Regions from separate parts of the Mus musculus genome. Here region 1 is linked to region 2. The links are chromatin loops, found by intact Hi-C in ENCODE. Cell type or tissue: left cerebral cortex. All regions are shown on one strand. Each heading gives the region's core, and the rest is flanking DNA. Links, peaks and the distances in the headings are about the cores only. Region 1 has its middle 48 kb from the start of Zfp385b. Region 2 overlaps Zfp385b (zinc finger protein 385B).

Region 1 (5,382 bases), core at 165-5,164, 62 kb after region 2:
GAAGTAGCTAATACAGAGGTTATCAATCATGGATGCATATTCATATATAGCCTGATGAATTCTGAAAAATAAAAAAACATTGTGACCCATTAAACTATAATCTCTGGGCTTACCTGTGACGATTTTTACAAAGCCTGGGTATCATTTCACATCCACCTAGATTATGATTTAAACAAAAACCAACACACAGAATTAGAAAATAACAAGGTCCAGAAAAAATATGAAGAAACTGCACTACTAGTAAGTCTGTGAATGTTGTGGGAAACAGTATGGTGGTCCTTCAAAATAATTCACAAGCTGGCCATGTTGCCTCCATCTTAGAATCCTACCACTTTGAAAGCTCTTAAGAACACTGCGCTGAGCAGTGGTGGCTCACCCCTTTGATCTTAGCACTTGGGAGGCAGAGGCAGGTGGATTTCTGAGTTCGAATCCAGTCTGGTCTACAGAGTGAGTTCTAGGACAGCCAGGGCTACACAGAGAAACCATGTCTCAAAAAACCAAAACAAACAAACAAACAAACAAAAAAAATCTCTGCAAGTTCGAGACCAGCCTGGATTATATATTTAGTAGGTATGAGGCCAGTCTGAGTTATGCAGTGAGAATCAGGCTCTAAATTCAAAGAAAAGAAAACCGAATCTGTATGTGATCTAGTTCCAGAACCAAAAGAATTGAAATCATGGAATCAGACACAGACCACTGTAGTGCATTTATAATAGCTAAAGGGTAGGAACAATCCACGTGAGTATTGCTGGATAAACAAATGAGCAAAATATAGTATATAATATAGAATAATATCATCCAACTATTATAGGAGATGAAGTTCTGGTTTACACTACACCATGGGCAAGCCTTGAAAATAGTGTGTTGTGTGAGGTCACTATAAGTGCAGCAAGGCAGTTCCTGTGGGATTCCTTTTACATGGAGAGCCGGGATGAGCCAAGCTCAGAAACAAGTGGGGGTGTTTCTGGAGGACGCGATGCAGAGGGGGGAGAGAGGTTTTTGCTGAACACCCACAGAATTTCAAGCAGGAGAGGTGAAAATTCCCTAGAGATGGATAGTGGTGACAGTTGCACAAGGTGAATATACTTAAGGATGCTGAATTGTGCACTTGAAAAATCAGTCATCTTCATGTCATGAGTATCTACTGCATCGACAACTATTCTCTGTAAACAGTACATGAGCTGCTGTAGCCGACAACTGAGAAGCAGCGCTGGAGTTCACAAAGCAGGCAAGTTCACAGAAGAGGCCACCAGCAGGAAACTCAAGGACAGGGATCAGGGCCCTGGCTTAGCAAGACAGAGACAACAAAATGGTCCCTGTACGCCTGAATTGCCAGTCAGCAAGCGCCCAGCAGTAGTATGTAGGGCATCATATTTCTTTCCAAAACTCTGCACGGGCCCGATTTGGTTCCAACTCAAGGAAAAAGGCTGCAGCAGTGGGGAAGGGTAGGCACACATACTTGCCGGGAAATCCGAAAGCAGAAAGACTGTTACAGCCACAGATCTGCTTTGTTTTCTGCGTTTCTCAACTCTGTGTGGGTATCATCATCGTGGGTACCACGAAGCCCTGTGAAACCTCAACTCTTAACCTCTTGGGTGAGCTCCCACTCTGCGCGTCAGTATGTGAGAGGCTCTTGAGGCTGCGAGCCTTGCATAAGTGTGACAAGCAGTCTATCGCTCTATTTCCAGCATAGAGTGGGTTGCGGGGAAAAGTTGAGCAACAGAGTGTGGGAGGGGGCGAGGGCGTACATGAATAGGGGCTGAACCTCTTCGTTTTCATTTCGGAGGGAATCTTTGCCGTCCTTATTCCCTAGTGTGGAGTCCCCTGTCCCTGGAATGTGTACATTCCTGGCATGGATTTTTCGACTGTCTTCCTTTAAAAAGTGGTGGTGAAGTGAAAACAAATTTCAGCCCTTTCCTTGCAGATTTCTGCCATTTCAGCAGCAATGAAGGAAACAGTGTTACTCTCTGCCTGCGTTCAGCCACGCTGTGGGCTATGCCTCCCTAGCTTAGAGGTTTGGTCTGTGTTTCTTCAGGGCACTGTGTGAGTGAAGGACTCCTAAATCACCCAATGGGAGGCAGGATTTCACTTAGAGCCATCTGGACCAGATTACAACCAGAACTGCTTGTAGAGAATATTTCACTTTGTCAGTTCAAATGGTGTTTATTCAGGAAAACTGTAACTCTTCCTTTAAATAATGTGTGAGCCAGCAGCGCCCAGTGTCGGCAGCACCCCGCAACTGTGACGTAGGACTGCAGCTTTGTCTCCATGCCCACAAAACCAGTACCATGATGATGATGATGACAATGATGATACCAAGTTCTTCTGGCAACTCAGAATGTTTCCTGGCCCCCTGGAGGCCCAGCCTATGAGCTTTTGTATACCTACAGTAAGAATCGCCTTTGTTTTAGGCTTTCTTCCTTCAAATGCATTTGGACTGTCACAAAAATACAGTGTCCTATGGGTAGGGCATCTTTCCTATTGTCCCAGTGCATCTCAGATAGCATCTGAGATAGCGGTGGCTCTTTAATAATTACAGTTGTTTTCTCAGTACCAAGCCTTGTAATTTCATCTGCCAAACAAAGGAGTCCGTTGTCTTTATATTTAACTTTTCTCCAGTTCTCAGGATGTGACTCTTGGCTAAAATATCATATAAATGTCTCCTCTTCCCATTTCTGCACGAGTCATTGCCCTCCCTTTGAAACCTCAGATCTCCACATTTTTCTCTGCATTCTTTGTCTTGCCAAGCACCCACCTGAAATGACCTATTGAGATTTGTTTACATAATTTGTGGGAATTTTAAATGCAAAGTTCCTAGACTTCCAGTATCCCTCCACCAAATCAGTTCCAAAGGTGTAAGAACCACATGATTAGGTTTATCATAACTATACTCTCAGTAACAGTTTTTTGTTCTTATTTTCATTTCCTGTCCCTGAGATAAAATACCCTGACAAAGGACAATGAGCCACCATGTTACCACATGACCTGAGCTGCCTATCATGGGCAGGGTGTTATCTGACATACTAAGTCGTAAAGTAGGATGTGCGCAGCAGCAGTCTATTATCAAAAGGAAGTGGTGCATATGCGATCAGGCCTGTGCAGGTCCTGAAGGCATAAGCAGGTTACATGAAGAAGTTGTTCGGATGCCTATGGTTTCTACTCTGTTTACAATGCCGTCTGCTGCCAAGCATGCGCCTTATAGCTCATGGGGTTCCCGATGATCGGCTGACTGAGCAGAAGAGAAAACTAGGTCCTGGTTTATCGATGGTTCTGCGTGTTCCAGAAGTGGACAGCTGCAGCCTTACAACCTATTTCTGGGACAACCCTGAAAGATGCTGGAGAAGGGAAAGCTTCCCAGTGGGTGGAACATCAGGTAGCACACATAGTCATACATCTCGTCTGAGAGGAGAAGTGGCCAGACATGTGATTGTTCACCGATTCATGGGTTGCAGCCAATGGATTGGCTGCATGGCCTGGGACCCGGAAAGAGCCTGATTGGAAGACTGGTGAAGGAGACATCTGGGGAAGAAGTCTGTGGATAGATCTCTCCAAATTGGTGAAGAATGTGAAGAGATACTTGTGTCCCATGTAACCGCTCGTCAGAAGATGACTTCTGCTGAGGATGCATTCAGTAATCAAGTAGATAGGATCAGTGTGGACAGTCAGCCTCTTCCCACGATCATCCCTGTCATTATTCATGAACCAAGTGGCCATAGTGGCAGAGATGAGGGTTATGCATGGGTTTAACAACACGGACTTCCACTCACCAAGGCTGACCTGGCTACAGCTGCAGCTGAACACAAGATCTGCCAACAGCAGAGACCAACAATGAGCTTCACATATGGCGCCATTCTCCAAGGGAGGCAAGCCAATGACCTGGTGGACCACTTCTTCTGCAGAGAGGGCAATACTTTGTCTTATACTTATTGTCCTCAATATGTAGGAGAGGAGATACTTATTCTAGGTATGGGGTTGCCATTTCTGCGCATAATTCTTCTGCCAAAGCCACCAACCATGAACTTACAGATGCTAAATTCACCATCATGGTAGTGCACGCTACTAACCAAGGAACTCATTTCACAGCCAGAGAAGTGTGACAGTGGGCCCCTGATCATAGAATCCACTGGTCTTACTATGTACCCCACCATCTTGAAGCAGATGGCCTGAAGAAAGAAGGAAAGGTCTTTTGGAGACACAATTACAGTCCCAACTAGGTGGCAGACGCCTGGAAGCCTGGGGCAGGGTTCTCAAGAAGGCGGTATATAGTTTGAATTAGCAGTCAGTATATGGTATGGTTTCTCCCATAGCCAGGACCCACTGGTCCAGAATCAAGGGGTGGAAAAGGAAATAGTTCCACTCACTAGCACCCCTAGTGACCCACTAGGAAAATTTTTGCTTTCTGTTCCTGCCTTAAGTTCTGCTGGCCTGAAAGTTTTGGTTACAGAGGGTGCAGTGCTCCTGCCAGGAGCCACAGCATACATTCCATTGAACTGGAAACTTAGACTTCCCCTGGCCACTTTGGGCTTCTGATGCCCTTAAGAAAGGAATAACAGTGTTGAGGGGTGATAGATCCAGATTACCATAGGGAAATTAGATTGTTTTCCCACAGTGGAGGTAAGAAAAGTCTTTCTGGAATAGAGAGGATCTCGTGGGGTTTCTTTTGGTGCTACCATGTCCTGTGGTTAAAATTCACAGAAAACACAACAGCCTAATCCAGGCAGAATGACAAGAGCCAGAAACCTTTCAGGAATGAAAGTCTGTGTTGCTCCTCTAGGAGAAGAGCCAAGACCTACTAAGATCCTAGCTAGGGGTGGAGAAATACAGACTGAGTTTTAGAGGAAGTCAATCATACCAGCTTAGGCTTTGTGACCAGTTACAGGAGTGAGGGTTATAGTTAATAAGAGGGTTTGTTGTATTGTTGTTATAAATACATTTGTACATATAATTGTGTTTTCATTCCTCAATTTCTTTATTGTATGATGTAATATCAATGAAGAAAATATCAACTGTTATCCTATTTGTGTTTGCAATACTAATAGAATGTCCCCCAAGGGACATTGCCACCTATTCTAAATTTATAAGGCATCTGCAGTTGTAAGATGGATAGTTATATGATGTTAGGCACAATTATGACCTTGTTAAATATGTAATGTGTTTGGGATTGTATGTGGGATAGTTATGTTTTGTTTAGGTGTTATTATAACCTGGTTATTGTTTTCACTTGGAAATTAATCACAACATAAAGAGATATGATTATGTGTGAAGTTGACAAGGGGTAGATTTCTGATATATATATATATATCACATATTTTATATACATATATGTATATATATATATGTATATATATATATATATAGAGAGAGAGAGAGAGAGAGAGAGAG
Region 2 (5,382 bases), core at 116-5,115:
AGCTCCAAAATGTCATTCAAGTTGGTTTAGGCACTCTGCTATCTGCAAGGCGTGTCCCCTGCTGGCCCTGCTACCTTTGCATGTTTTCAGGTGGGAATCTGGTGATATGAGGTGGTGACATTCAAAAGGAGTTTTGAAGGAGCTAAATGATGAAGTCTTGAGGTGAGAAAAGCATCCTCCAGCCTGCTTCTCTAATGAGTGTTTCTACGCAGCATTTTCTGCTAGTGTGGAAAGAAATAGAAACATCTTCTGATTGTATTTTATGTGTATAATCCAAGAGGCTGTTCTGTGGCCCCTTGAGCGCGTTTTCAACATCCCCTAATGAACTCGGACGGGCTCACCTTATGCCAATGACACGTGAGAGAAGTTTTCAGTGGAGGTACTGGATTCTTCAAAATCACTACTTCTCAGAAGCCAGTGTCTAGATGAACCATCTGGAGGGTCAAAGTGGAGATTCTGACCCATGAGGTTTGAGATATGAACTGACTGATTCATGAGCCTACCCTAAGCTGCTAGACTCCTAACTGCTTCCATGAGATGGCAGCTCTTACCATATGGAGTTGTGCTGCCCTGGGCATGGGCTAGTCCTTCTCAAAACTTTAACCTAGCACTCTTCCTACCCATAGACAGGCAAGAAAGAAAGGCCATCACCAACCATATTAGGGGAGTCGAAAGCGTTTGAATGAATAAATGCAGGTGAAAGCACCCTGAAAAAGTTTAGTAAGGGCTTAGGAGATGCTCAAGGGTCAAGATCACATGAGGTACATGCAAAGGGAACTGAGTTGGAAGCCCTAGCACCCACGTAAAAGCAAGGCAAGGCTACACATGCTGGCAGTGCCAGCACTGGGACGTGCAGACAGCTGAATCCGGAAAGACTGGAGGCCAGCTAGCCGGGCCAAGATGCTGAACTGTGTAGTTCAGTGAGAGAAATCATCTCTAATTATGAGGTGAAGAAAAATAGATACTCTGCATCCTCCTCTGACCTGCACACGAATTCATCCAGGCATGCACACCTGCCTAAGTGTGGATCCATGACACATAGCATACATATTTTCACACATACTAACACACACACACAGAGAGAGACAGAGAGAGACAGAGAGAGAGAGCACATTTAGCCAACTACTCAATTAACCATCTTTAAAACAACTGAAGGTGGAAGTTATTACCCCTTCTCCTACATACAATGAAATGAATGTTGGCACTTCAGCTGTCCACCTTGGGCCCTGCTTGCCGCTCTGCTTTTATGTTCTCCAGGAAGCCATTACATTCTCCAGTAAGGCACTACTCCAGGCGTCTGCTCTAGCCAAGTCATGACCAGTAACCTGGCCTTCTGCACAGAGATGTTTCTGAAAGTCCCTCAGCTAGAGCTCAGAGTAGCAGGGCAATCGTCTTGCGAGCAGACCTCTCCCAGGCTCACATTCCACTGGCTGATTTTCAAGGCATCTACTTCTTAAATCCAATTGTATAGAGGAGAGAGGGTGGTTTTCCATGTCTACACATATAACAATTTATAGTTTTCTCTTTTGCCCCCTTTATTAAAATATAGATTCCTTTCACATACGCTATAATCTGAATACAGTTTTCCCTACTTCTACTCCTCCGCGTTCATCCACACTTCCTCTCCCATCGGGATCTCCGCCCCTTCTGTCTCTCATTAGAAAAGGACAAGCTTCCAGCAGATAACAGAAAACACGAGGAAATAACATAAGATAAAACAAAAACCATCATATAATTGGACAAGTCAAGCCAATGGAGAAATGGAAGAGCCCTGAGACCAGGCACAAGAATCAGAGACCCACTCATTTACACATTCAGGAGTCCAACTGATAGAAAGTACCAACTGAAAGCTATAGCATATATGCAGAAGACCCAGGGCAGGCCCATAAGGGCCCTGTGTATGTTGCTTCAGTTGGAGTCTTCCATTAAGAATTACCTTACCCTATTGCTTGTTTTGTACATAACAAAGTCAAGGGGTAGTATTATTATCCAACATCACACAAATAATAGAGAGTGGAAACAGGATTGCAAACTTTGCATCTAATTCCTAGTGCCGTGTCACCCCCTCAGCTCCATCTTGGAAGAAATCTTCCTAAGGTTTGATTTGGTTTGGTTTGGTTTGGTTTGGTTTTGCCTTCCAAGTCCCTTGAAAGTCATTTCAGTCACTCTTGGCTTTGCGCCAGCAGATGGTGGTACCTGTGGATCAAAGGAGTGTTGACAATGAAATAGCATGAAGAAGCAGCTCCCATAGAAGAAGCAGAAGAGACAGAGTAAAGAGACCTTAGTATCAGTCCACTCCTCTCACAGGAGACTCAAAAAAGAACTCTTGACTTATTCAATCGACCTCTGTTTGTGTTGCAGGGAGGGGATATCTGTTCTAACCCATACTAAATTAAGTACCTTCTTAACTGTATGTTTTTGCAACAAGAGGACTACATTCTCACTAGCCTAGACTTTGCCATATGATCAGCAGCAGGTTTGGACAATGCCACATGGTTCTAGAAAAGACCGCACGAAAAGAAGAGCGTTCTATAAATAAGAGCTGGTTCATGGATAGAAGATGAACCGCACATGAGATGAGCCAACCTAGATGCAGACGGCCTGGAGGTGGTCCTGAGAACCACACAGAGGATACGTGAAGGAGCAGTGTGAAGAGAAATGCTCTGGGGGCTGACTTCTTATGCTCCCTTGCCACCCTGCTATCAATGCCCAGAGTCTCCAAGGTACTGCTTTACTCAGCACTGGAATTTTTATATCCAGGGACGCTGTCTCAAATAATCTCATTTGGTAAGATGAGAAAAATCATATCTCATAAAACTATCAGCCTTTGCCAAAAGCCCATATAAAGTTTACAGGCTGGCAAGGTGTCTAGCCATAGAATGAACTTCTATTATGGGTGATGTGGAGACAATGGGCCTAGGGATGGAATTATTTTAAAAAGAAATGTGACTGCTCAGTATGTGCAGTGTGTTCTTTACAACCCAAACTTCATAAATTTTTATAAGGTGTCTATGAGCTGCTGTGTCACCATCGCTCTGTCAAAGCTTTTGCAAACAAAGGAATCCTGATATGGGTGTGATACATTATATGATATCAAGATACAATCCTACCCCCACTTCCTGTCTCTGCAGTACCATGGATGTCTTCTACACAAATGCAAGAATAAATATATTCCCCCAGCCACTGGGAAATGGGTTCGTCTTTCTGAGTAGCATGAATCAGAAAATGGGATCTTGCTTTCCTCCAGCAAGTCAAGATGGAGGATGAATGACATTCAACAACAGTGGACTTGGCATGAGCTGAGGAAACTTCCTTGGGACTTGTGTGTGTGTGCCTTCCAGGTGTTGGAGAGAAGAGAAGGAAAGAAAAGGGAGTTTCCAGCTATTAGCACCAATCACTTCTCAGCTGTTCATTTTCTATTTGGCCCAGGATAAACACTCCCTATAGAGTACCTCACCGAGTCTCCAATCCTACGAGATACGTGACACACTGATTTCACGCTAGAGGAGTCTTCTGCTTCACCATGTTTGTAAGTTATCCAGGGCCATGCAGCAGGGGCCTCATCTGGATGAGTCAGACCACAAGGAACAGACTCTTTCCCACTGCACTTCCCAGATTGCTCTGCCCAGGACTGGGTCTCGTCAGCATCATCCTGTCTTCTCGGAAAATTCTGAAGTCATGGAAACAGAAAACATAGCCCAGCCCACCACCAGGATCACAGAGGGCAACAGATCCATGGGAAAACCAAAGGTGTTGCATACGGGTATCTCCCGAATCTGATGTGGGGTGGGATTCAGGCCTCATTACTTTCTCCGTCTTTCCCTGTCTCCAGAGATGGAACGTATGGGAGAGGTAATTAGGATGTGACTAGGGTTAGAGTCGGAAACAGAGTGTTGCAGCATTTTGCTTTCTTAATTGGAGGATAAAAACTCATCCCAGGTATTTCTTTTAGGGTAGGAGCGAGATGAGTGGTTTACCAACAAAGATAATGCCTAGTGAGATCTAATATTGCAAACAGCATATGAGAAGCAGAGAGAGTGGTATGAAACACGCAAAGGCTCTCAAGGACGTTTAAGCAAGGTTGCTTGCTTACAGCCTGGGGATGGTTGTAAAGCTTGACCTTGTGTGCAAGGCAGGAATCAGTTGTGGGATTCTGTCTAACGAATAACAGCCTGGAATCTGCACTCTTGGGTTGCTAAATGAGATCGTTCGATGCAATGGCACAAGAGCTAAGTAAATGCCATGTGCTAAGAACTGGGGGAAGGCATGACCATTCTTCTTTTAAGGAGTCTAGAAACAGCTCCTGCTTCCTTCTTGCATCCTCCTGCCCCTGTCTATAACCAATATGCAAATCGTTCTGAACAATTATGCCAAGGGGACAGATCAGAGGCCAGCTCAGCTGAGTTTCCACTCAGCCCTGGAACTCCTTCCATCCTGCTGCTGGTTTCTGGTGACTGATCCACACACTGCTGACTTTCACTGTTCAGCTCAAGGGGATGTGAAACTCAAGGCAGACAGACTGTTATTGGAAAGTTGGAATCATTAGAAAGTACTTTCTCGTATTGAGTTGAAATCTGTCTCCCTGTATCCCTGCCCACTGAATCTGGTCGTGCCTGCTGGAGCTTCAGAAAATGAATCGACTTCCGTAACCACATGCCACCCTTTCAGGGTTGTCGGGCAACTGCCATGCCTGTTCAAAGCCATCTTATGTGACACAGATGGTGGGGCCTGTGCCAGTCCTCTCACTGAAGCGGGTTAAGAGATAGCGGCCACAGGGATTAGGGAGGGTCACAAAAATTCCATCCTGTCCTTCATCAAACTGAGCTGTTTGGAGCAGCTTCTGCCCATAAAGAGTTCTGACCCCAATGTGCCTGGTCATCAGAAATCTTGAAAGGGAAGAAGAAGTGGGGGGGGGGAGCCAGAGAGGCCCTGGGAGTTCCATGACCTTCCCAATTAGGCACAGGCTCTAGAGACTATTAAAACCCCATCCTGCAGAGGTGTCCTCAAGCCACCCGCATAATTACTCCTATGGAGCAGTTCAGATGTTTTCTTTTACATTTTTCCCTTAATATTAGAAAATAAGCTTGCCAGGTGATCAGTAATATGGCTCTTGGGATCTGTAAAGTTTGATGTTGTTGTATCCTTGAATGATTCTCCTCCTCCTTGGATCTATCATTTCTAGAGGACATATAGCATTCTTCTAATCATCCACATTTAACAAATTACCCTTCAGTTACCAGTGAGCCTTCCTGTACAGTGTAGGAAGGAAGGTGACATGGGTTTGGGAGGGGGGGCTGGAGAGATGGCTCAGTGGTTAAGAGCACTGACTGCTCTTCCAGAGGTCCTGAGTTCAATTCCCAGCAACCACATGGTGACTCACAA

What was found. A loop is a pair of places that touch in the nucleus more often than their neighbours do. Peaks named below come from ENCODE experiments on the same cell type or tissue, not always from the same donor. Only the 100,000 strongest peaks of a DNase experiment are listed, where the experiment ranks them.
Region 1: it touches region 2 in a loop (2.2-fold over the local background); 2 of 42 quality-filtered maps call a loop at or near these places.

The regions. Positions count from the first base shown.
Region 1 is chr2:77,862,052-77,867,433 of GRCm38, forward strand. No RefSeq gene overlaps it. Among named protein-coding and RNA genes, the nearest start is that of Zfp385b, 48 kb to the left of the region's middle. In left cerebral cortex, for the core only: CTCF peaks have their summits at 2,291 and 4,373; DNase peaks (open chromatin) are centred at 1,033, 1,431, 1,678 and 2,164; H3K4me3 peaks cover 792 bases; H3K27ac peaks cover 1,080 bases.
Region 2 is chr2:77,800,326-77,805,707 of GRCm38, forward strand. The region is part of intron 1 of Zfp385b (zinc finger protein 385B); the gene reads right to left. Among named protein-coding and RNA genes, the nearest start is that of Zfp385b, 14 kb to the right of the region's middle. In left cerebral cortex, for the core only: no CTCF peak of the experiment used is centred there; no DNase peak of the experiment used is centred there.